2 separate regions of the Mus musculus genome follow, and region 1 is linked to region 2. Evidence: chromatin loops called from intact Hi-C (ENCODE). Cell type or tissue: left cerebral cortex. All regions are shown on one strand. Links, peaks and the distances in the headings refer to the core of each region. The heading gives the core; the rest is flanking DNA. Region 1 holds the start of Nek11 (NIMA (never in mitosis gene a)-related expressed kinase 11). Region 2 holds the start of n-TEttc8 (a tRNA gene).

Region 1 (12,341 bases), core at 1,355-9,354, 980 kb before region 2:
CCTCCATGGAGCAGCAGAGAAGTTCCTTAACATTTTCTCGACTCTTCTTGGGGAGAGACTTCAGAACGTTATCTAGTGCTTCAGTGGGGTCATCGAAATGAGACAACCAGTTCAGAAGTCCCAGGACTCGGTGATATCTCCTCCCCTTAGAACTAAGGGGTAGACGTACTTTACTTATGAATGTGTCCATGATGGGCAGGTTAACATGGTCATTTCCACACAGCACCGCAAAGAGAGGTAGTAGAGCTTTGTTCATGTTGTTGAAGTAATGGCAGAATGCATTGAGGGAAAAGCTTCTGGCGGGAATGTAGTAATCTTGTGTATCTTTAATAGTGTTCAGATTTCTCCACTGGAAGCTATTCAGTGAGCAAAACCCACTTCTCAAGTCAAAAATGCAAAAGTCACTATCCGATGATAGCACAGGACAATTCCAGTGATTGGCAAGTGTCATAATGTCCCGATCTGCTTCTGAAAAGCTCTGTACGAAACATACCTCAAGCCTGATCAAAACCTGTATGAACACTTCTCGGATGAGTAAGGGGCACACATTCCCACCCCCACCAAGAGAAAGGGAACGGGCTGCTTGGATCTTCTCTTTTGCTCGATCCTTCAAAGTTGTCAGCTTTTTATCTGAAATGTCACATCCTCCATCTAATACAACATACGGACAAATATGACACACAAACAGTGATTCAAAGAATTTCTGTACAACATCTGCGAATAAATCATAGTCTCCTCCATACCTGAGCTCCAAGTCAGAATTGAAGCAAAGTCGGTGGAAGAGAGAATAGCCATCAATGATAAGTTTTGTGTTCCGCAATTTCAAATCAACGAAGAATTCATTACTATAATCTTCCACAAAGCTCATTAGTCCCCGAATACCCATGATGATCGACAGAAATCCCTGTTGAAACAAACAAAAAAAATCAATTGCTGGTCTTTTTGATGGCTATTCTTGGTTGTCAATCTGAGTATATCTAGAATCAATCAAGACCCAAACTGCAGGATACGCTGTTGAGGAACTTTGCTTGATTGGATTATTGGAGGTGGAAGACAGAACTTATATCTAGGCCACACCACCTCATGGCAGCCCATATAGAGATAAAGGAAGAAATCTGTTTTGTGAGGGTCAAGGCCAAAAGTCCTAAGCTATAAAAATGACAACCCAGCATAAGACACATAATGAGCCAATTTTTTTTTTCCTTATGGATAACTAGACCCTTGTTACAGGTCTTGAGTGTAGGGTACATTGGAGAGTAGTTTGAGCTAAGGAAAAACACAGCTTTATGCTTCTAGGATCCCAAGTATACAATTTCAACCTCAACTGGATTCTTACACCCCCTTACTAATGGCCTATCTGGCTAACAACTCATAGGATTAGTATTACTGGTTTCCCCCCTCGCCTCTGGCTTCAAATATCGCTTAGCACGATGCTATTGCCAGCCTTGCCCGTGTTTAAAATCGTGAAAGTTTTGCCAACCTTGGAATTTTTGCATTTTGATTTTTGTGGGGCTACCACATAAAAAAATGCATCCTCCTGAATTTTTTGCCTTTGGTATCAGCTTACATTATTGCACTTGATTTTTTATCTCACCTCAGATCCACCTCGGCCAACATCTCAACACTTTTTAATTCTGAATCGTCATGTCTTTCCCGGTTTGTCATGTGGTTTCTGCGAACTCACTGTAAACTAATGACTTGACCTTGAGCGAAGTAGCTCAAGGAATGCAAGCAAAGGGCAGGAAAAGGTAGGATCTAATTCCTCAACCACCAATCTTCCTACCTCAACCTGCTCCTGCCCTCCGGATCCGCCGGCTGCTTCCGCCCGACCGCCGGCTCACTTCACCAGCAGCAGCAGGTAGGATCCCGGGGAGAAACGGCAGACCCGCGGGTGCGTGGAAGACCGCGAGCGGAAACAGGAAGTGCTGCGAACGACGTCACTGGGAAGCCTGGCTCCGAGAAGCTGAGGGCTCTCCCTGGAGGAGAAAATGCTTTCGGGCCGGGTGGTGGGAACTTGGTGTGAGAGGTTGAGCCATTCCTCTCACACTTGCGGCCGCCTCCTCACCCTGCTCGCTTCGCCACGCCTCGAAGGGTCCGGCGCGCTTCCGTTGGATTGGACGCCGGAACGTCGACTTCCCAGCAGCCCCCGCGCCGTCTCCGTGGCGACGATGTTAAACAACCACGCCCTCCGAGGCAGCGAGCTCTAGGCTGACGGAGGCTTGGCCGGGCGCCGCAGGCTGGGGACCTGTAAAGGTAATGAAAGTGGATCTCTCGGGCAGCCGGGTCCCACAGCCCCTGGACCGCATTCCCCTTCGGGAGACTAAGCGCCCTGCTCCTCGATATACATTCACGCGCTCCGCGAAAAACTTAAGGTTTATTTGTTGAAGAGACAAGTTTTTTCGTTTTACCTCAGGGTTAGAGTTTACTTCTCAGGTCAGATTTAGTTAGCAGAACCTCAGGTCAAAACAGCTTCCTAGTTTTTTGGGTTTTTTGACATGGACATAAACCACTCAGTTCTTACCATCGGTAAACACTTGACTTTCTCTTTACCTGCCCCAGCGGGATGGGTACCCCAGGGATGGTTAGCACAAAGTGGGCGTCTCTCAGCTTTCTTCTAGTTCCTATTATGTTTTCTTTCCTTTACTTGTCTTTGGGTCACATTTGGTATGCTGGATCTTTCTTCGCTCTCCAAACGTTTGCTAACAACTGTATGTCAGCTGTTAGCTAGGCCCCAGGGATACAAGCATAACCTGTGTCCCTAGCACCCAAGTTCATCCTCTGCCCTAGGTTCAGATCCAGCCTGCAGTGTGTGTACATTCCATGGATACCAACTGAGATGAGGGCGACAGAGCTGATTCTGTGTGATGAGCCTGGAGAGGCTGCTCACACACTGCTGGGTTTATTACTCCATTACAAATAGAAGCTTTGGTCCTCCATCTTGAGTTCAGCTCTTTACTAAGTGGGGACTTTAATCGCCTCTCCACATTGAGAATTATTATTAGTGATCTGAAAGGCGACAGAGAGGCCATTTTTTTTTTTTGAACAGCCTAGTTTATCTAGAAATCACCACTTTTATGCCAGTCAAAGAAGCAAACAGAAGGTACCTTTTAGGACCTATTCTTTAGATTCTGCAGATTTTAGTAACGTTTCCTTGAGGAGAGGGGCATTGCTCTCACTGGGACTAGATCAAACCACAGATTAGTACATTATTTAAAGAAGACAAAATTACAAATAGGTTTTATGTTTTGCAGTTTTTTTTTTTCTGTTTGAGTGTCCTTGTAGGTTTTGTGGTAAATGTTGAGCCCACAGGTCAACACTATAACACTATTTTTTTCTCGTTGTTTTAGAATTGCTGAATATGAAAACCTAATGCCAAGGTGTACATAGTATTCAGCGTAAAGTCCTATTTTCATGTAGATTTTAAACAAAAGCACAGTTTTCAATAAAACATTCAACACTTTGATGGAATGGAGTAAGAGTGTGTTTTGTGGAATACTTTCTCATGGGACAGTTCTGCCATTCATAACATTTCATAGCTCCCTCAGGAACTGTGGCTTCACCTGTACTACACTTAGAGTCAGCTAGCTTTAAAACGCAGTCTTAGGTCTGAGGTGCATGTCCTTACTTCTAATCCAGGAGATAGCTCTGTACCCAGTGTGTACAATAGAAATGGAATCAGATCTTGCTTAAGATGGGGGGGGGGCACTGAATTGATATCCTTCCACATAGCTAGTCTAGCAAACAGACACCCCAAAACTGTGATTTAAAGTTGACATGGGCAAAAAGCAAAGGGAAGCAGAATATGCTAATCAGGGTTTAACCCCAATTTACTCTGTGCTGAGTCAAAGCAGACTGAGAGGGAGGAAAGCATCACCAGGGAGTTGGCCTATGTGTGCATTAGGGGAAGCCATGGCCCTGGGTTCGCATTGGTTTTTAAGTCGATGGGGAGTATAAATATCTAACAAAATATGAATCATAAAACAAATACACATTTCAGGAGTCAGTAAAAATGTGGCTCTAAACTATTGTGATAAAGTTGCATGTATAAGGAAGGCTCTTTTTCTATGAGAGAGTGCCTTCTGGAATTTACTGTATTTCCTTTCATCCTACAAAACACATGCACACACATACACACACACATACACACACACACACAGAGAGAGAGAGAGAGAGAAAGAGAGAGAGAGAGAGAGAGAGAGCACGAGCATTAGCTGGTGTGATAACACAAGATACACTGCAGGTATCATTGCCAAAAGCTTATACTTTTTTTTTTGTGGGAATCTTGTAGTTGCTTTTAGACACGATTTGTGGAGTTCCCATATATCTGGCATCAATCAACACTTCCCGTTTGACTTTTCAAACATCAGCTCGGATGCCCAACTGTTGTTTCTGTGAATGAACAAGCCAGTTTTATCTTGTTTGGAGCAATGCTGAAATTCCAAGAGACTGCGAAGTGTGTGGGCAGAAGACCCACAGTCATCCCCATGTACCCGACCGCTTTGATTGCAAGAAGATATGTTCTTCAGCAGAAACTTGGCAGTGGAAGTTTTGGAACTGTCTATCTGGTGTCAGACAAGAAAGCCAAACCTGGAGAGGAGCTGTAAGTAATAAACTGCGCATGTGTGCGTAGCCACAGGCTGCTTTAGAACACGGAGTCACATCTGATCTGTACTCTGTATCAAACAGGAAACTTACAAACAGAAAAGGGCTTCACAAATTTCTGTATAGATGCCCCACCTCCATTTTACTTGAAGTCACAGGGCTTTGCTTTTAAAAACTGAACTATACTCCTAGCCCCAAATAAGATTATAAAAATAAAAACTGGGTAGTGGTGGCGCATGCCTTTTATCCCAGCACTTGGGAGGCAGAGGCAGGCGGATTTCTGAGTTCGAGGCCAGCCTGGTCTACAGAGTGAGTTCCAGGACAGCCAGGGCTACACAGAGAAAACCTGTTTCGAAAAAAAAAAATTATAAAAATATGATGCACATTTCAGAGCCAAATAAAGTAAGTATTCAAATGACCAGAGAAGGTGAATAGGGTAGATTATGTAAAAATGATTTTTTAATGCATATTACAGTCTCAATGGCAAAATATCCCTACTGACTGTGTTTGAGACTTCCTCAGTGGGAAAAGCTGAATTCTTCTTTATATTAGTCAGGGTTCTGTAGAGTCACAGAATTTATAGGTAGTCTCTATATAGTAAGGGAATTTGTTGATGACTTACAGTCTGTAGTTCAACTCCCCAACAATGGTCAGCAGCAGCTGTGAAAGGAAGTCCAAGGATCTAGCAGTTGCTCAGTGCCACAAGGCAAGCAGGCCAAGAAGAATCTTCCTTCTGCCAATGTTCTTATGTAGGTCTCCAGCAGAAGGTGTGGCCCAGATTAAAGGTGTGTACCACCAACTCCTGGATCTGGGACTTGCTTTGTCCCAGATGACCTTGAACTCAGAGATCTCCTTGCCTTAGTCTCCTGGGATTCATAGTCTCTATGCCTAAAATTTCTATGCCAAGATCCAGGTCAGAATCTTGTATCTCCCAGCCTCAAGATTATGATCACTGGTGAGCCTTCCAATTCTGGGTTGTAGTTCATTCCACATATAGTCAAGTTGACAACCAGGAATAGCCACCACATTCATGATGACTATTTTTAGAAATGCTACAAAATGCAAATGAACAGTAATTCACATGCAAGATAAATGGGATGTACCGAAGAAAGAGTGTATTTTCTTTGGCTTCTCTGGAAGAGAGCTTCAGAATATGTAGTCAGAAGCTAGAAATTTCAAACAAATTGATTGCCTCATTTAAAACTAGTTTACAGCCTGGCGTGGTAGCACATGCCTTTAATCCCAGCACTGGGCGCGGGGTGGGGTGGGGGCGCAGAGGCAGGTGGATTTCTGAGTTTGAGGCCAGCCTGGTCTACAAAGTGAGTTCCAGGACAGCCAGGGCTATACAGAGAAACCGTCTCGACCCTCCCCCCCCCCCAAAAAAAACTAGTTGACATTAGTGGTATCCTTGTCACCTTTCAGTTTGGTCAAACCCTATAAACTCTCACAGTAGGGGGAAACTCCTGTTTTCTATTTGCTGTAGTTAACAGTTCATTGGAACTGAAGTTAGGCTGGGATGGTGGTTCAGCTGGTGAAGGGTGAGGACCTGAGTTTGATTTCTAGAACGCACATAGACAGAGCTCGGTGTGGTGTTGCATGCGGCCGAGCTCCATGCTCAGGAGCTGGGCACTGATGGGTCCCTAGGGCTTGCTGCCTGGCAGCCAAGCAAAGCTGACAGATGTCTGCTCTAGTGAGAAATCATTCCTCAGAAACAAGGTTGACTCCTGGTTAGTCAGTCTAGTCTCTCTCTCTCTCTCTCTCTCTCTCTCTCTCTCTCTCTCTCTCTCCCTCTCCCTCCCTCCCTCCCTCCCTCCCTCCCTCCCTCCCTCCCTCGTTCCCTCTCTCACACACACCCCATGGGAAGAATACAAACAAAGGATAGGACAGTGCCCTCAAGAAATTCCTTTGCCCCTGGGAGATCAAGCTTCTATCCCAGTGTCTGTTTTCTTCAGCAGCATCTGGCTCCTTTAAGTTCTTCCTGTTTCTCTCCTTGGCTATTTCAAGTATGGTTGAAAATCAGAATGACAAATGATTTCCCATGTCTTGCTGTGTTGTATGAATGATAAAGCCACACAGTGGTGGCGCACGCCTTTGATCTCAGCACTTGGGAGGCAGGCGGATTTCTGAGTTCAAGGCCAGCCTGGTCTACAGAGTGACTTCCAGGACAGACAGGACTATACAGAGAAACCCAGTCTCGAAAAAAACCAAAACCCAAACCAAACCAAAACAACAACAACAAAATGTTACCAATGCTTTATTTTAAAGATGGGCTCTTAGAATTGTCCCGGTATGTGACACTTGGAGAAGTTGTCGTGATTGAGAACTTGTCGTTTGCAGTCAGTTCCAGCGAGTAGAAGGGCAAAAGCGGGCGGTCATCTGGGTTTCCTAGAGCATGAGTTACACTCTGCATTTTTTAGTCTTCTTAGTGCCAGGACAAAGTACCTAACACAGCAGTTTTGGAGAAGGTGGTTTGTTTTGACCCCGAGTTTGAGCACACGCATCCATCCTAGTAAGGTGTGGCAGTAGAGTGTAGAGCTGCTGGTCACATCGTGTCCACAGTCAGGGAGCAGAACAACGTGAAGGTGGCACTCCCATCTCCCCATCTTCTCTTCACTCAGTCCAGGATCACAGCCCATAAAAGGAAACTATCCGAGTTCAGGGGGTCTTCCCTCAGATAAACCTCTCTAGAAAGGCCTTTACAGGCATGCCCAGTGATACTTCTAGGTAAATTCTAAATCCTGCCAGGATGATAATGAAGATCAAGTCTCACGTGCTCGTCCTGCAAAGAACTTTTCCCCTCAGCCCTAAAGGTGGTCTTCTAGCCACACAGAGTGAATGCCAAACTTATGAAAACTACTCGATGTAATTATGTTCTAAAAGAGAATATCTAGCTCATAATTTTGGTTTATATTATTTTTTAGAATGACACCTCCCCCTTAGCCCCATACTGTTGACACTTGCGTTTTTGGTTTACGAGATGGATATCTCCTTAGCACCCCTCATTATCCAACAGTCTGTTTGTTAGGTAAGCCTTTGACATCTGCTTCATGCACCAGACCACAGACAGAAGGAAGTGATGTCATAACTAGGCAAAGCAGAATGCTTGCTAAGATTTCTATAATATTATGATTGCTATTTTCTTAGTGGAGCAGGCTGGATCTCCCTAATGTTAAATATTAAATATTAAAAGAATTGGCTTTAATAGCCCCTGGGATGTAGACTCTTATGATTGGCTCCAGTGATATCCGTAAATACTCAGACAATCAATTTGAAAAACTGGACTACAGTTTCTGACCCTCCCAACAAAGTCCTGCAGTTCATCACTTTGCCACTTGGGGGCACCACACCATCATTGACATTTTGTGTATACTGGGAACTTTAATTACACTGTAAGTGTAAATACCACTTTCCTTTAAATTTTTTATTGCTCTCCGACTAGCAGTGGGATAAAAATAAAAACTGCAGGCATTACGCTTGATTGGTGCGTGTTTGGAGAGAGTTTTCTGTGGGCACAGATATCTGACATTCCTTTTTTAGTTATTGCAGTAATAAGATTAAAGTTATGTAGTGAATGAGCAAGCTGTTTCTTCCACTATGACATTATGCATCATGAAATTTAGAAATCTATTTTGGGGAATATTTTCTCTCATAATTATAAACACTCTGTTCTATTGGTTGTAATTATGTTCTAAAAGAATATTATAGTTCATAATTTCAGTTTATATCTTCATTAAGCTACCAAAGCATTTTAAAAGAAAATCCCAAGGATCTTTTGATACATAAAATTATGTGCATCTATAGGACACTATGTGATATTTCAGTTTATGTATACATTATATAATCTTCAGATCAGGATAAGTAGATCTCTTTCCTCAAATACCATTTCTTTGTGGGGAAGACATTACAGCATACTGTCATTAGTGTACAGTCATCTTACCATGTTTACTACTCGGCTGGCCTGGCCCTCCCCATCTCTGCTAAGCATTGTATGTCCCTCTTATTTCCCTCACTCTCCTCTCTATGTCTATGAGATAAACTTGAGGATTCCACATTTGCTGAGATCCTGTGGTATTTGTCTTCCTGTGTAGGACTTAGACTTAGCCTACTGCCTTCCAGTTGTATCCATGATGCTGTAATGACAGACCTTATCCCTTTAAGACTGTGAGGCATTTCCATGGATGCCTGTGTCATACTTTACCTCCTTATCAGTCGGTGGATACACCATTCCTTGCTTCTTAGGAATACTATTGCAATAAACATGGGGATGTAGATGTCTCTCTGCACGGACTTTCTTTGGTTTGTGTTTATTGGTGGGATTACTAGACCATAGTTTTTCATTTTCTGAGGAACTTGCCGTTGTCTTTCATACTAGCTGTACTGATTCACGTTCCTGCCTGCAGAGTGTGTTTCTTTTTCTCCGTCTCCACGCCAGCACTTGTTTTCTTCTTCTTTTGATCATCATCATCACACTAAGTATAAAGAGGTAGTATCTTATTGTGGCTTTAAGATTCATTTTCCTAGTGATTAATGATGTTGAGTACCTTAGCATATATCTGTCGGCAACTGGCATGTATTCTTTTGAGAGAAGTCTCTATCTCTCGTTGTTTTAAAGATGAAAAACTTCCAAGTCCTCAAAGACATGTCCTCAAGCCCAGGCTTCATCTTCAAGGGCCCTCCCCTCCTTGGGGCATGCTTGGCTTGGCTGTACTGGGTGTGTTCAGAGTCATAGCGAGCTGATTTTCCACTCAGTCAGGCACACAAAATGGAGGAGAAAGCAGAGCCAGGAGTGGCTACTAGAATGAACTGAAGAATAACAGCAGAGAGAAGTGAAGGTAGAGAGGAAGAGAGGGAGAAAAGCAAGCCGAGTTATCAGACCAAGCGAAGCCAAGCTTGGCCATCAGCCCGATTCTCCAGAAGACGTCGCTGGCTTGTGTGGTGTGCTGGGAGATAGAATCCCCTTCCTGCATGGACCTAAGGGAACCTAGGTCTTTGAAGAACACAGCGTGTTTGAATTGGGCTTCTGGACTCCAGGCCTCAGCTCCCCTCATTTGCCAGGACAGCCCGTGTTAGAGAGTTAAACAAGAGAACTCTGAGACCTTGATGCTAATTGAGTTCAAAGCTTACTCCAAGCAGTGACTCTTTCCTTCCTGGTGACGGTTCTGGGAAACCCTGAGTATTCAAATCAGAAGTAAAAATATTTCTGAACAAAATCATCAGTGGAATAATTTGACAGTAATTCACTATGTCATCATGTGACATTTCATTCAAGGCAACTCTTTGTGGAAATTCTCAGTGTCTCTGTCTTGTGAATGACGCTAGGTACACATGCGACATCTCGAGGACTCTTCTTTCCCATACTGAAAGTAATATGCAAACATTTTATGAGAGGTGCTGCTGTGCCTACAAAAGCAGCAGAACAAGCTATACATCTTTTGTTTTTTTTTTTCTGTTTGGACAGGCAAGTTAAAAAACAAAACAAAACAGCCAACAACAACAACAAAAACAAACCATAGTCTTGCCTCAGAGATGTGTGGCAGTGAACAAGAGAGACTCACTTTTTGCTGAAACCTTTTGTGTGCGTTGGCAGTCTAAGATTGGGGGATGGAGAGACATAACAAAAATTTAAAAGGAAAACAAAATCAAAACAAAACAAAAACCCAGATAATAGCTATTGGTTACCGCTTACTGCTTATTGAATCTTCAGGACCCTGGAGCGCGTAGTAGTGGTCCTTACCTCTGGCTCAACAGAAGACTCATACTTCCAAAGTATAGATGCTTGAGATGCTGTGCGGCCTGGAGCCTGGCATGGGTCTCTAAATCCTTGAGCACTTAGAGGTGGTCTGGGTGTGCATCCGGTGTTGAAAGTATCCAGTCTAGGGGAGCCAAGGATGCTGATTTCATAACCATAAGGAAGAAGTTGGTATATGTGCCACCTACACTGGGGCAGTAAAAAGTCTTGGTTACTGTGACATAACTTAGATCCATCTAAGCTTGCCAGTTCCCCTAATAGGCAGGGTTTCCTGGGAAGGATTATGTCATACGAAGCCTGAAGTATTTGTTAGAGGTAGTTGTTTTCATGCCTTATTGTGTTAGAATTGTGAGGAAGGTGCCCTTCCCCTCCTCCTCCTCCTCCTCCTCTTCCTCCTCCTCCTCCCCCCCCCTCCTCCTCCTCCAGAGTTTCTGACTGAGTAGCACTGGTGGGAGGAGCTCAAGAACTTACAGTGCTGGGGCTGTTCCTGGTTTGGAGAAGAGAACACTTCAAGGTGTACTGCAGCCTACCACTGAGTAGCAACAATTCTGTTCCACCTGCAAGACCCTAAAGTAACGTAGGACTTCAGTGTGTGTATAAGAATTCCACATCAATTTTTAAAGCACTAAGATTTAAGTATTTTCCCAGATACTAAATACTGTATAAAAGTATTATTTTAAGCGGATAGAAAGTTGGCGCAGCAGTTAGGAGTACTAGCTGCTCTTGCAGAGGACCTGGGCTTGATTCCTAGCACCCACATGATGGCTCATAGATGTCTATAACCCCAGTTCCAGGGTATCTGATGCCCTCTCCTGGCATCTGAGGGCACCAGGGCACACACATCACACATCTACATGCAGGCAAAGCACCCTGTTTTAAATTACTGCATAGTAACTCACTGGGCTGAGTTACTATCACATGAGCCCCTCTGGCTGGCTATGGAGGCTCTATTCTTATATAAGATTGTTAGTTGTATCTGTTAGGCTCCTTAGCGAGGGGTTATCTTGTCTCTGCTAGTGTACCCTCTCTGCAGGGACATAACTGTGTAAGCTGATGAAGACCTCTGCTGCAGTCACTCTAAGTTGCAAGCACTCTGCATCACTCAGTGGATATTTGAGACTCAGACATAAATTATGATTATATTTGCCAAGAGGCTCAGCTATAATTAGAAAGGACTTAATGTTTTTGAATTTACTTATGACACATTAAGAGATGGAGGAAAACATGTTTATTTTGTAAGGCGTGAACTAAAACTTACTCCCTTCTCTGTATAATGTTTCACTGTGCATAAAAAGGACATTATTTCTTCTCAAAGGATTAGTACATTGATATTAGTAGTTCAATATTAACAAATCCAATTTTAAGTGGATATTCTTTCCAGAAGGCATAATTTTACAATATAAGTCAATTTTCTTTTGAACTATATTTTATTAATTATTTAAGAATTCCACACAATGTATTTTGATCATACTCACCCACATTCCTCTTCCTGACTCTGTCCCAGGCCCACCTTCCCCTTCTTATTCCCTCTTATTTTAAACATGACCCACGGAGAGTCCAGTTTGTGCTCCTCAGATAGTCATGGATATGGAGTCAGTCCACTGGAATGTGGCCAGCCTACCAGGGCTCAACACACTTTAAAAAAAAACAAAAACAAAACAAAACTGGCTCTTCCTACTCTAGAAGCCTCTGTCAGTAGTTCGTCAGTTAGGAGTGGAGGCAGGGCTAGAACTTCATGACTGCACTTGACTAAATTGATCTTGAACAGTCTTCTGCAGACACCCACAGCTGCTGTGGCTTTGCAAGTGAGTACAGCTTTCCTGTTATGTCCATAAGACACTGCTTCACCCTGGTCTTCACCCTGGTCCTCCTCAGCCTATGGCTCTTAAATTCTTCCCAAGCCCCCTCCATGATGGTTCTTGAACCTTTGTCAGGGTACGATACACATGTCCCAACACTGCACTGACAGTTATCCTCTGTACTTCGGCCA
Region 2 (12,341 bases), core at 1,665-9,664:
CCTAGTGAGTAGATTTACACTGGTAGTTATCCAACTCTCAGACTGGTAGGTCAGAATTTCAGGGATCTAGCCTGAAAGCCCAGGCTAGGCTGTGAGTGAGAGGTGACAGCCTCTTTCTCATCCAGTGAAACTCACTATGAAGGAGATCTAAGTAGTAACATGAGAGGAAAATGAATCTGTAGAATCCTCTGAATTGGCTGTTCTGGTTGGCAGAAAACAACCGCTGGATACAGTTAGGGCACATCAGCCTGATCCATGAAAAGAACACTAGTTGATTTGTATCAGGGAAGATCCACCAGGTGGAGCTTGGAGACACCACGGATAGACTTGATGATCATGAACAAGGGATTGATTCTAGTTCAGAACATTCTAAAATACGTGCAGAGAATGTACATCATATGGTGTGCTAGAGACTAGCACATGAGATGGTGATGGACAAGCTAGAGGGACTTCTTGGTAGGATCTTGAAAACCCCTTCCTGACACTATCTATGGTGTATATGCAAAAGGGCTATGTGGTTCACAGCATTTTCAAAACTAATTTTTCAGTGAAATGGTCCTACTTTAGAGCATCTCTAAACACACTTTAAGAGGCATGGGATATAGCAATACAAATCAATGAACGATTGTTGCAGAACATCTGATCACACTGTGAACCTCGAGATTGTGTTATTTACTGGGGGGAGGTGAGGACTGTTTCTAGTTGTGGTGTGGCTCAGCCCTAGCACACACCTTTAATCCGAGAGCTTTCTGTTTATTGTAAACAGGATTAAATAAAGCCAACCATGGGTCAACCCTATAGAGCCTGAGACTGCATCTCTTATGAATTCCCAGATGATGCCTCTGTGTATCCAGGGTCCATATGTTCAGAGCAAGCAACCAGTTGACAGGGAGTGAACACAGGGAAAAAACATAGAGAGTGAGAGGAAGTCAAGAGGTCGGATAGAGAGATACACAGGAAGTAGAAGGGAGGGGCATCCAGATTGAAGGATTTTGAGAGAGCTGGCTTTTCCTTTTGGGATAATTATCTAAGGAGGTAGGTCAGCTGGGTGCTTTCTCTGCCTCTCTAAGCTAGCAGGCTTTCTCCCCAGCATCAGGTTTCTAAGACTTTATTGGTAAAATCAAATGTTTGAGATTTTATTAAAGACAACAAACTATGCTTCCTACTTACAAGCTACTCAGTGCCATGGTAAAGGTAAACAAAAGAATTCAAATATGACCAGTTCTACAGTCATGAACTTTAGGGTTTTCCTCATCTCTTCTCTCGTTGTTTCCTCTTTTTATTTCCCAAATGTAAAACACGTTGTTTTAGCATGATTAAGCATCTTTCCCTTGTTTCCTTGCATTGGACTTGCGGTGATCGATCTGAAACATTTATTTCCCCTGAGCAAGTGACTGGTGGCTGTACCAAGAATATAAAAAGACAAACAGTTAATACTCAGCTTCATGGCTCCAAAATGGGATTTTGGAACAACTTAATGGCTTATAGAAGCAAGCTTTTTCCAGGAGAAAGGGGATTTCCTAAATCTCTTTAGCTCCCCAATTTAGTAAAGCAAAGTCAGCTAACCAGACGTGTCCGTCCACCTCTGTGCTTCCCACATCGTTATGGGCATGGGAGTCACCTGAGATCCATGCGAACCCTATAGAGCCTGAGGCTGCATCTCTTATGAATTCCCAGATGATGCCTCTGTGTATCCAGGGACCATATGTTCAGTGAGATACCACCACAGACTGCCTTTGGGTGTTTGGTGGCTCACCATAAGTCTCTCTTCACTCAGGTAAAGGAAATTCCAGTGCTGAGGAAGTGAAAAAGCCAAGTGTCTTCCATCTCAATGGCAGACTAGTGGGATGAACAGAGAGCCAGAAGGCAGTAAGATGCACCTCAAGTTCCCTTCTTTAGATTTCACAGCAGACATCATCAGTGTGTTAAGAAGGCTGTGAAGGAATTGTCCTAAGGAGCAATGACTCTGTCCAGGAAGGAATGTCAGTCCTGGAATGCATGTGTGTCTTGTTTTGCCCCTGTCCCGGGATGATCCCTTAGCCCCAAATCAAACTGGATGATGAGAAGGGCTTCTGCAAACTCTTCAAAGCTGCATCCTTCTCCCTCAGATGGTCTCAACCGCTTCCCAAGTGTCCTGGAAAGCCCATCAGGGGAGTCTCACAGAGGCAACTACAGAGGGGTGCTCCCACTAGACCCCAAGGGCACCAATAGTACCCCAGGAACCTGGGAACTGAGTTAACAGGGAAACCTAGTACAGCCAGAGAGACCAGACTATGGGCACAAATGCAGAAGATGTCAACAGTACTCACCAGCCAGCTAAACACGCCCCAGATGGAACTAGCTGACCTTGGACTTCCATAACCCACACAGCATCCCAGCACAGCCCCTCTGCCACAAACATCAGGATTGTTCTAGAAAACTATCATGGCCCCAAGAATCCCACTCCTAACACATCGGGCAAGGCCACACAGCCACACCCTCTAATGCCACCACCACTTTGAAGACATGCAGTGGCTGAAGATAAGAATCAAGGGTGTGTTCTATTCAGAAGAAAAGATCCATAGTCCTTTAAAGATGATTAAACCTGCTGGCCTGTGTTCAGTAAAGCTAGGCTCAACAGTGACCGACTGCAGATTTATAACTTCTCGTGTAACTACTCGCATTGGAAGACAGTAAGCACTGGAGAAGGAATTAATTTCTTGAGATGTAAACTTCCCCTTGTTTTGTGGTGCTTCAGATAATTAGATGTAATTTCTCTTGTCTCTTCCCTCCAGTATTTTTATGGATGTGTGTCCTGACACACTGACAGATGTCTAAGGGAAATAAATACCTTCTTAAAAGAATGCATAACACACTAGGAGACTCTGGGTAATTAAATAATGCTCCCGCTGAGCACTCAGCGAACTCACACTGTCAGGAAGAAATGTAGAGGTGTTATCTGAGAACCTCCCCGGTACAATGCTGCAACTGCCCAATGAGTAAGGTGCTTGCTCTTGGGTCTCAGAAGGAAGCAAATGAGAAGGGATTTGACCTGCCAAAAAGATCCACAGATAAGATTTACAGCATCCCTCCTGATCCAACAGCAGAGAGAGCAATGGTGTGGCTATAAAACACCTACAGAGATGGTGAGAGAGGGAAAGATAAAAAAGTGGACGTTACAGCAATGCCTCTCAGTAAAAGCACCTCCGAGAGTGGAGAAGATTTCTCAGGATTTCTGTGATCTCGCTGCTGTCTCCCGTATTCCCCTACTCCATCCCACAGTGATGCATGTGTGCATGTGTGCTTTCTGACTCTACCTTCGTTCCCATTCCCATGAGAAGCATCACCGCAGAGATCTACTGCTACCAGTGGGGAAGCATGTTGCTCTCAAGTTGCTCAGATAAAAAGAGGAAGGGAGAGGGGGAAGAAGAAGAGGAAGGAGAAGGCGGAAGTGGAGAGGAAGAGATAAGACACGGAAGAGAAGGGGGGGGGGGGAGAAGAGGAGAAAGAAATGTGAGATGGTCCAGTCAGCAAAGTGCTTGCAAACATGAAGACCTGAGTTCAATCCCCAGGTCTCACATAAAAAAAAAAAAAAAAAAAAAAAAGTTGCTGCCTTTGTAACAAAAGTGTGGAGTTGGCAGAGACAGGCAGATCCTTGGGGCTCATTGGCCAGCCGGCCCAGCATAATCAAAGAGTGCATCAGGCTCTGCCTCTAAGAGGTAAACCGTTCCTGAGGAATGACACCCCAAGGCCCTCCATCCTCTGGACTCCACATGCATGCACACACGTCATGTGCACCTGTATACACAAATGGATGCGCATGCACACACATGCGCATCTGCATATACACAAAACAAGAAAAGGTTAAAATAGAACCGTCATACATTGGGCAGACACGCTCCATTGTGTCTCTAACCCAAATACAAGCTAATGTTTTGCAAATGTCCTGGGAAAATAGGAAGCCCTTTTACAAAGCTTACTTGAAAAAGGCATGATATTTTAGACGATGACGTAAGTAAGCACCAGAGAGCAGGGATGGAGGAGGAGGGAGGCCGACAGGTGATTATGTAGAAAAAGCAAAAAAAAAAAAAAAAGCAAGCATGCCCAGGGTGACAGGATAGACAAAGAAAGTCAACAGGCTGAGTCTTAACTCCCCCACCCCCTGGGCTGTTCATGAGAGCTGATGACAAGCCAGGGAGTGGTTAGAAGACACACTTCTGTGCTCTGCTGTCTCAGGGTCCAGACCTTATCCTCATTGTGGAGTTCTCAGCTAACCTTTTCATCATCATCATAAAGATCTAGGTATATTTGTATTTATCCAGACTGAAACTAAGCAAACCGTACCATGTTCACACAGTCAAGATTATAGTGCCCCAGCTGACCATAAGAAAAAAACTGGGCATCTGTGCCCTGCAAACTGTCTCACCATGAGCCACTGGATCCTGTGTGTGTGGCATCCATGTTTACCTCTTCAAAGTTAATGACACACTCCATTCTTTTTTTATTTTCTTAAAGATTTATTTATTACATGTGAGTACACTGTAGCTGTCTTCAGACACACCAGAAGAGGGCATCAGATCTCTTTACGGATGGTTGTGAGCCACCATGTGGTTGCTGGGATTTGAACTCTGGACCTTTGGAAGAGCAGTCGGGTGCTCTTACCCACTGAGCCACATCACCAGCCCCTGACTGCTCTTCTGAAGGTCCAGAGTTCAAATCCCAGCAACCACATGGTGGCTCACAACCATCCGTAATGAGATCTGACTCCCTCTTCTGGTGTGTCTGAAGACAGCTACACTGCACTTACATATAATAATAAATAAATAAATTTTTAAATTTTTTTAAAAAATTAAAAAAAGAAAAGCAGTCAGATGCTCTTACCCACTGAGCCATCTCACCAGCCCCGACACACTCCATTCTTAAAGGAAGCAGACTGACTGTGTTCTTGTTCAGAACACATGGGGAAACATCCAGGAAAAACAAAGTTCACTAATGGCCAAAAAGTAGGTTTTATCTCCCAGCACAAACACATTACACACAGGTACAGTAGCCTCCTGCCAAGCCTTCAATACACACACACACACACACACACACACACACACACACACACAGTACCCACTGGGCTCACTTCATGTCCTCCTGGCCTTACTGAACCATTCTCATCCATTAAGGCTCAGATCAAATTTCACTTCCTTAAAGAACCTCCCTTGGCCACTCAAGCCTCCATTGATCTCTCCTTTCACAGAAACTTCGAGAGCAAGTATCGATTGTACTGTAATTGCAGTATTTAATCACATACTGTCTTGTATTCCTTAAGTTCGTTTTTAAATGCAAAGGCATTTTCCAAAAAGAGCTGGAAGATCTCGCCACCACAGTGTTTCTCAACAAGGGATTGGGTTCTAGGCTTTCCCATAATCATAATACAACTTGTTTTTTTAAATTATATGGTTTGTTGATGGAAACCCACTGTTTCCTGCTCTTACCACAGCAATGGACCACTGGAATACTGAGTCCTGAAAGATACCTGGGTAGAGGCTGGGACTCCCAGAGCTGTCAGATAAGCCCACTCTTAGCACTCGCCCTGACCCAGCTCCTGATTTGCCAGCTACCATCCAGTCTCCTATGGTAGCTCCTCTCTCTGCCCACTAGCAGGGCATCATCTTTTCTCCTGAGAGGCAGCCGCCTGCCCTCTGCCTCAGCTCTCCTGGCTTAGAGATGCTTATGCCGAAGTGTTCTTTGCAAACACTCCCCTGGTAGCCAGCTCTTTGCAGCAAAGTTAACATCTGCCTAGTGGATAAAACCTTGGCGCACAAATGCCTCTCGGAGCCATTTGGCAGCTCTCTGCTGCTCCCTTCTGGTGATTTTATGACACTGTGTCAAGTCGTTCAAATTCTAGTTGCATCCTGTAGATGGGGGTGGAGGGGTCCTAATGGCAAAAAAAAAAAAACAACCAAAAAAGCTAACAAACAAACAAACAAAACTAATTATCATCACATGAGAGATGAATGTTTTTAAATTTACCTACATTTTCTTAACACTTACCCACTTCATCTTTGGCTACTCCAAGCAGCTTTGTCTGCATATTAGATACTGAGACCGTTCTATTTAAAAGCTAGCAGTCTACAATAGTCGCCAGATTTCTGTATCAGACACTTCTTCAGATGCAAGATTCATGTATGTGTGAAGCTATGTGCTCTGTCATTCATACAATAACAGAAGCTAAGCCTGATGGGAAACAGCGGTTAATTCACAAAGATTAGTTTATACATAGACTGCCTGTGAGACTTGTTGAAATCTAAAATTTCTCAGCATCTTCCCAAGAGACTCTGATTTTCGAAATGGGGCCCAGAGACTAATTTTTAACCAACTCCAGGTAATTAAACAGACTGTGGCAGACATTAGTCTCCTAACCATTTCCCCTATGAATCTGTTCCTTGATTCGGCCACATCCAAGTAATCTGGGGTTTAGAAACCAGCGCCGCAGAAGTTGGGGGAGGGAAGGGGGCGGACATGCTTCTCGGAGTAAGCATCGATGTACGGCTATCAGAAATCCCCTCTCCTTTGCAGCGTGATAATTGCAGTGCCCAAAATATGCCTAGCGACAGCATCTGATACAAGGTAGTGTGACAATTTAATAACGCTCTATTCCATAATTTATCACACAAGACCTCTCGTCACATAGAGCCACTAAATCGCTGAGTCAGCGAATGGTTAAGCATCCAACAAACAACTATTCAAAATACGTTGTGGTGCACTTCATTGGGCCTAAAGATGAGGTCTCGAAGACATTTTTGTTTCATTTCAATTATTTGCAAATGAAGAGGTACCAGACCAACCTGATTTCTTAAAAGTTGGTTAGCAGAAAGAAACTTCTGCAAGTATTGTGGCTGCTAAAACTAACTTTTCTTCGTGTCAACTGTGGTGCACGGTATTAGCGCTTGTCCAACCTGAGCACGCACTTAGATCGCCGTTGAAAGGTAGGTTCCTTTTCAGGTCTATCATGCACACCAGATTCGGTGGTTTCGGTGAGTTCCGGGGAAAGCTAGAGCCCTGCCTGCACTAGCCGGCTCGCTCACCTGATTTTGCTTAGCTGCTGTTATCACCGGTTTTCTGGCTCCTCTATCTAAGCAGCTCATTCCTAAGAGCTTTTTCACAGTTAGCACCTCTGGCAAACTGGTCACCGTGGTGATGGGTGCCCTAATTTGGCTTTCAGAGACAACTTAGGTTGCACAGACCTTCTAACGTTAGAAACCAGAACATCGCTCAGAGCCAACACTCAGAGCCAGAGCTAATGCTGCTATTCTCTGAGCATGCGCCCTAGGAAAAGCAGTAAGATTTGACTGCGCACAGATCACAACTACTTCGCTTTCCCAGCCTTTGATCGCCTTTACCCACACTCCAGACCACCCTGTTTCTTTAACCTATAAGTACCCCTACACCGTTTCCCCCCCAGAGGCAGATCTGAGGCTCTCTGCCCCACCTTCATAAGCGACCTCTTCAAGAAGGTACTATCAGTATCAGTTCCCACATGGTCTAGCGGTTAGGATTCCTGGTTTTCACCCAGGCGGCCCGGGTTCGACTCCCGGTGTGGGAACACAAGATCTTTAGCTGGCTGCTGAGGAGGTGTGAGTTCTTTAGTCTGAGTGGAATGTATACAAACTCTACAATGAGCCTTGAAGGAAGGAAACACTTGAAAGTATGGAAGTATGTATGGTTTACAAAATTAAAGGGGAAAAAAAAGAGCCCGCACACTACAGCAAAAGACTCAGTCTTGCAAAATCCAGTTTATTATTGTAATTTATTATTATTCACTTGTAGCGCTTTTGTACTGCACATGTATTAGTATTCGTAGTGTTTGGGATTGAACGCAGGACCCCACACTTGCTAGGTAAGCACTCCAACCCTGACCTGCATCCTGGCTTTCTTTAATTTTTTATGTTGAGACAGTGTCTCGCTAAGTTGCCCAAGCTGAACTCTGTAACACGAGCAAGCCTTAACTCACCATCGTCCGGCCTCAGAATCTGGAATAGCTAGATTTACAAGCCTGTGCCACCCAGTAAAACTCTTCCGGAATTGAAGGCAGGCTCTACCGGCTGCAGCCAATCACGTGCTCAGCAGCAAGGCTTGCTTTCAGCTTCTGCTCCGAGGGTGGCTGGCCGCCTTATAACCCTGCTGGCAACCCTTATTAACCCGCCTGAGGAAGGGCAAGTTTTCCGTATTCTTGGTTTTACTCTGGCAAGTAGTAGTGGTGAGAATTACGTGCATGGCTGGGAGATTTCTGGTTGGTGGAAACCTTCCCCTTATTCAACACGTGACCCCCTGCTTTCCCTGCCCACTTGCATCACTTTCCAGCCTTGATAACAAGATCTTCACCTGGTTACCTCCACTTGCTAACACAGTGGAGATAGAGAAGGGACTGTGACAGAGAGATCTGATGACACTCTGCTGCTGGCTTTAAAGACAGAAGAACGGGTAATGAGCCAAAGAAGGAAACAGACACTGTGGACAGATTCTCCTGAGATCCTTCTGAGAGTGTAAAGTCCAGCTAACATTTCGCCTTTAGCCCACTTGAATGGAGCTCAAACCTGTGCCTTCAGAGCTCTGAGGGAAGAATGCATTGACCCGTACTTTAGTGGACTCCCCCCCCCCCCCCCCCGCCAACCACGTGCACCAACATGAGCTGTCTGGAGCCTCTATATAGATTCTAAGCATCTATATAGAACAAGCAAAGCATCGAGCAAAAATATCACTCACTCATACAGAGAGAGAGAGGGAGGAAAAGGGAGGGAGAGAGAGAATAAAAGGCAGAGTTGCTGTCACTTATAGAGTAATTACTATACACTGTACATTCAATTGACATATTCAGTTCTGACACTGAACTCAGTAAAGAAGGAGCTAATGCTACCCCTAACACACAGAGAAAAGAAGCCAGAGCTCAGTGAGTTAGCTAACTGGCCTGAAACCATTGCCCAGAACTGGAACAAAACCATCAGAAGTCTCCCTAATTGCATTACAATGAGAAAGGGGCCATCCTTTCAAAACTCAATTTGCCCTAGAGTGAAACAAAATCTATCTAGTGCCACATAATGAGTCTGACTTGTCATTTCTATTCAAAGAAAGATGAGAGCAGCCTTCGTCCTGCTTAATGAAAGCTCGGGTGCCATTCCTTTTCTTCTAAAGTAGAAGATAATCAAGAGCCTTTTGATTGTTTGCTCTAGGGAACCCCTGTGATAGAGCAGCCTTCAAGGAACCATCAAACAGAAACCAGGAGAAATCTCCCGTGTGTCCCCCATCCTTCCCTCCACAGGCACAAGTGATCACTCTGACCCAGCTCAGTCAGACTGGGCTGGTTACAGCTGCATAGGAGAGTTAGCTCAGACTGAAGTGGCCATCATGCTCTCTCTCCTTAGGTGCTGTTTGATTCTTCATATGACAAACAGCACACACGTCTATTACTGACATGTTTCCGTGAACAAAGTGCTTCTCTTGCGACCATGATGACCTGAGTTTGACCCCAGAACCCAAATAAAGATGCCAAGTGTGCTGACCGTGCTTGTGATCCCAAGACTGGGTAGACGGACAAAAGGATCCCAGGTACTTCCTGCCAGCCAATCTAGCCTGATTGGTGTGCTTTGGACCAATCAGAGGCTCTGTCTCAAAGGAGATGGGTGGCCTTCCTGAGGATGACACCTGAAGCTATTGGCTACCTCCGCACTCAAAAATAATATGTCATACACACACACACACACACATGCACACACACGGGGTGGGAGGAGGACAGAGACACACACATACACAGAGAGAGAGAGAGAGACAGAGACACACAGAAAACTGATCCATTTTTAATTTTTTGGAATATTTAATGAAATTGATGATATACATTAAAGGAAAGAAAATTACTCTTTTAACTGACACAATCAGTTTTGATGTCTGAGTTTGGTTCTCAGAGGTCGAATATGTGCCTACGAGGGTCCTCAGGTGATAGTCCCTGCTGTCAAGCCTGAAGCCTGAGGTCAGTCTCTGGGAGCCACGACATAAAAGGAGAGAATTCGCTCCTGCAAGTCACCTTCTGACCTCTGTGTGCGTGTGTGCCTCTGTGTGTGTGTGTGTGCCTCTGTGTGTGCCTCTGTGTGTGTGCATGTGTGCATGTGTTTGTGTGTGTGTGCCTCTGTGTGTGTGCATGTGTGTGTGTGCCTGTGTGTGCATGTGTATGTGTGTTTGTATGTGTTTGTGTGTGTGCCTGTGTGTGTGTGTATGTGTGTGCCTGTATGTGCGTGTGTGTGTGTGTGCCTCTGTGTGTGTGTGCATGTGTGTGCATGTGGTGTGTGCATGTGTGTGTGCATGTGTGTGTGCATGTGTGTGTGTGTCTGTGTGTGTGCCTCTGTGTGTGTGCATGTGTGTGTATGTGGTGTGTGCATGTGTGTGTGCATGTGTGTGTGCATGTGTGTCTGTGTGTGTCTGTGTGTGTGCCTCTGTGTGTGTGCATGTGTGTGCATGTGTGTGTGTGTGTGTGTGTGTGTCTGTGTGTGTGTGCGTGCAAGTGTGTGCATGTGTATAGCAGGACCCACAAGTTGAGTTCGTTGGCCATAGGGAAGAGCTGCAGTAGTTGAGGGGTGCATCCCTGTCCTTAGAACAGATGGTCCTGGGGTACAGTCTATCATACATTTTGACAAACAAGTTTGGGATCAAGCCATCCTCAACTAGCTTCCGTGGGATGCCCAGCTCAAAAATACACCCTTGAACTCACTTAGCCTTCCATTTCAGCCACACTTCTACCTCATCCCCACTTCTTGGGTTCAATGACATGTGCACATGGCACATACCACAAGTTCATGCACACATAATTAATTAATTAATCAATCAATTAATTAAATCATTAACTTTTTTTGAAGAATTCAAACAAGACCTGGTGGTTCTTGCCTTTAATTTTAGCACCTGGAAGACTGAGGTCAACCTGATCTACATATCGAATTACATGTCAGGCAAGAGCTACACATGAAGACCCTGTCTCACATACATATATGGTGCACACCTGTGAATTCAGAAGTCAGGAGGAAGAGGCAGGAAGAAGGTAAGTTCAAGTCCAACCTGGACTATACTTGCCTGTGATGCCAGAAGTCAGGAGACAGAGGCAGGAAGTTGGCGAGATTAAAGGCAGGGACTTCTCTATACTATCTTTACAACCCTTTTTTCCAGGATTAAAAGTTATTTTAAGCTTAAAGAAAAGGAGTTGTGCCAGGCATAGTGGTGCACGCCTTTAATCCCAGCACTCAGGAGGCAGAGGCAGGAGAATTTCTGAGTTCGAGGCCAGCCTGGTCTACAGAGTGAGTTTCAGGACAGCCAGGGCTACACAGGGAAACCCTGTCTTGAAAAACCAAAAAAAAAAAAAAAAAGAAGAAGAAGAAGGAGGAGGAGGAGGAGGAGGAAGAGGAGGAGGAGGAGGAGAAGGAAGAAGAAGAAGAAGAAGAAGAAGAAGAAGAAGAAGAAGGAGGAGGAGGAGGAGGAGGAGGAGGAGGAGGAGGAGGAGGAGGAGGAGGAGGAGGAGGAGGAGGAGGAGGAGGAGAAGGAAAGAGAAGAGAAGAGAAGAGAAGAGAAGAGAAGAGAAGAGAAGAGAAGAGAAGAGAAGAGAAGAGAAGAGAAAAGAAAAGAAAAGAAAAGAAAAGAAAAGAAAAGAAAAGAAAAGAAAAGAAAAGGAGTTGCAAAGGGTATGGTTAATTAGATTGACCCCTACAGAAAAGAAAAACTAGAGGTGTGTGTGTGTCTATGTACTTGTGTGTCTGTGTGTATGTGTGTGTGTGTCTGTGTATGTGTGTGTGTTTGTGTGTATATATATATGTGTGTGTTTGTGTGTGTATGTATATATGTGTGTGTTTGTGTATGTATGAGTGTATATGTGTGTATACACAAAATATATGTGTAGTCTCAATATAAGTGACTATACTTGAGTTCTGGTGTCAGAAAAAGGATTGGTTTATGAGCAAGTGGGCCTGTAGCTCTCGTGCCAGGGAACCAATGAGCCAAGATATCTGCATGAACCCCAGAGGAAGTGCTTCTTTCAGTCTGGGGCTCTCGACAAGTGTTTGCTGTACCCTGGCTAAGCTTGAAGTTGCCAACTGAAACAAAAGCCTAACCCAGGGGGCACCTGGATTTGAACCAGGGACCTCTTGATCTGCAGTCAAATGCTCTACCACTGAGCTATACCCCCATAGCCAATACAGGCCTCATGGAAGTATTTGTTCTGCCTTTATGACCTACATCACTCCTCATAAATTACTCTCATGTCTGAGATTCCTCTAGGATTAAAAACCACCCTAATTATCTTCTCACCACCCTGTCTCCTGCTTTTCCCAGAACTTAAATAT

The links. A loop is a pair of places that touch in the nucleus more often than their neighbours do. Peaks named below come from ENCODE experiments on the same cell type or tissue, not always from the same donor. Only the 100,000 strongest peaks of a DNase experiment are listed, where the experiment ranks them.
Region 1: a loop joins it to region 2, with 15 times the contacts of the local background. A loop is called at or near these places in 10 of 42 quality-filtered maps.

What each region holds. Positions count from the first base shown.
Region 1 is chr9:105,385,108-105,397,448 of GRCm38, reverse strand. Nek11 (NIMA (never in mitosis gene a)-related expressed kinase 11) reads left to right here and starts at 2,162. Exons shown (of 16, transcript NM_172461.3): 1 at 2,162-2,253; 2 at 4,289-4,600. The coding sequence starts at 4,428. It overlaps Aste1 (asteroid homolog 1), which reads right to left and starts at 2,087. Exons shown (of 5, transcript NM_025651.5): 1 at 1,784-2,087; 2 at 1-904. The coding sequence starts at 886. In left cerebral cortex, for the core only: a CTCF peak has its summit at 7,936 (motif pointing right); DNase peaks (open chromatin) are centred at 2,095, 4,488 and 7,965; H3K4me3 peaks cover 1,348 bases; H3K27ac peaks cover 851 bases.
Region 2 is chr9:104,403,899-104,416,239 of GRCm38, reverse strand. It overlaps n-TEttc8 (a tRNA gene), which reads left to right and starts at 7,502; the gene lies at 7,502-7,573. n-TCgca53 (a tRNA gene) reads right to left here and starts at 12,184; the gene lies at 12,113-12,184. In left cerebral cortex, for the core only: a CTCF peak has its summit at 5,831 (motif pointing left); DNase peaks (open chromatin) are centred at 7,292, 7,488, 8,268, 8,663 and 3 more places; H3K4me3 peaks cover 2,268 bases.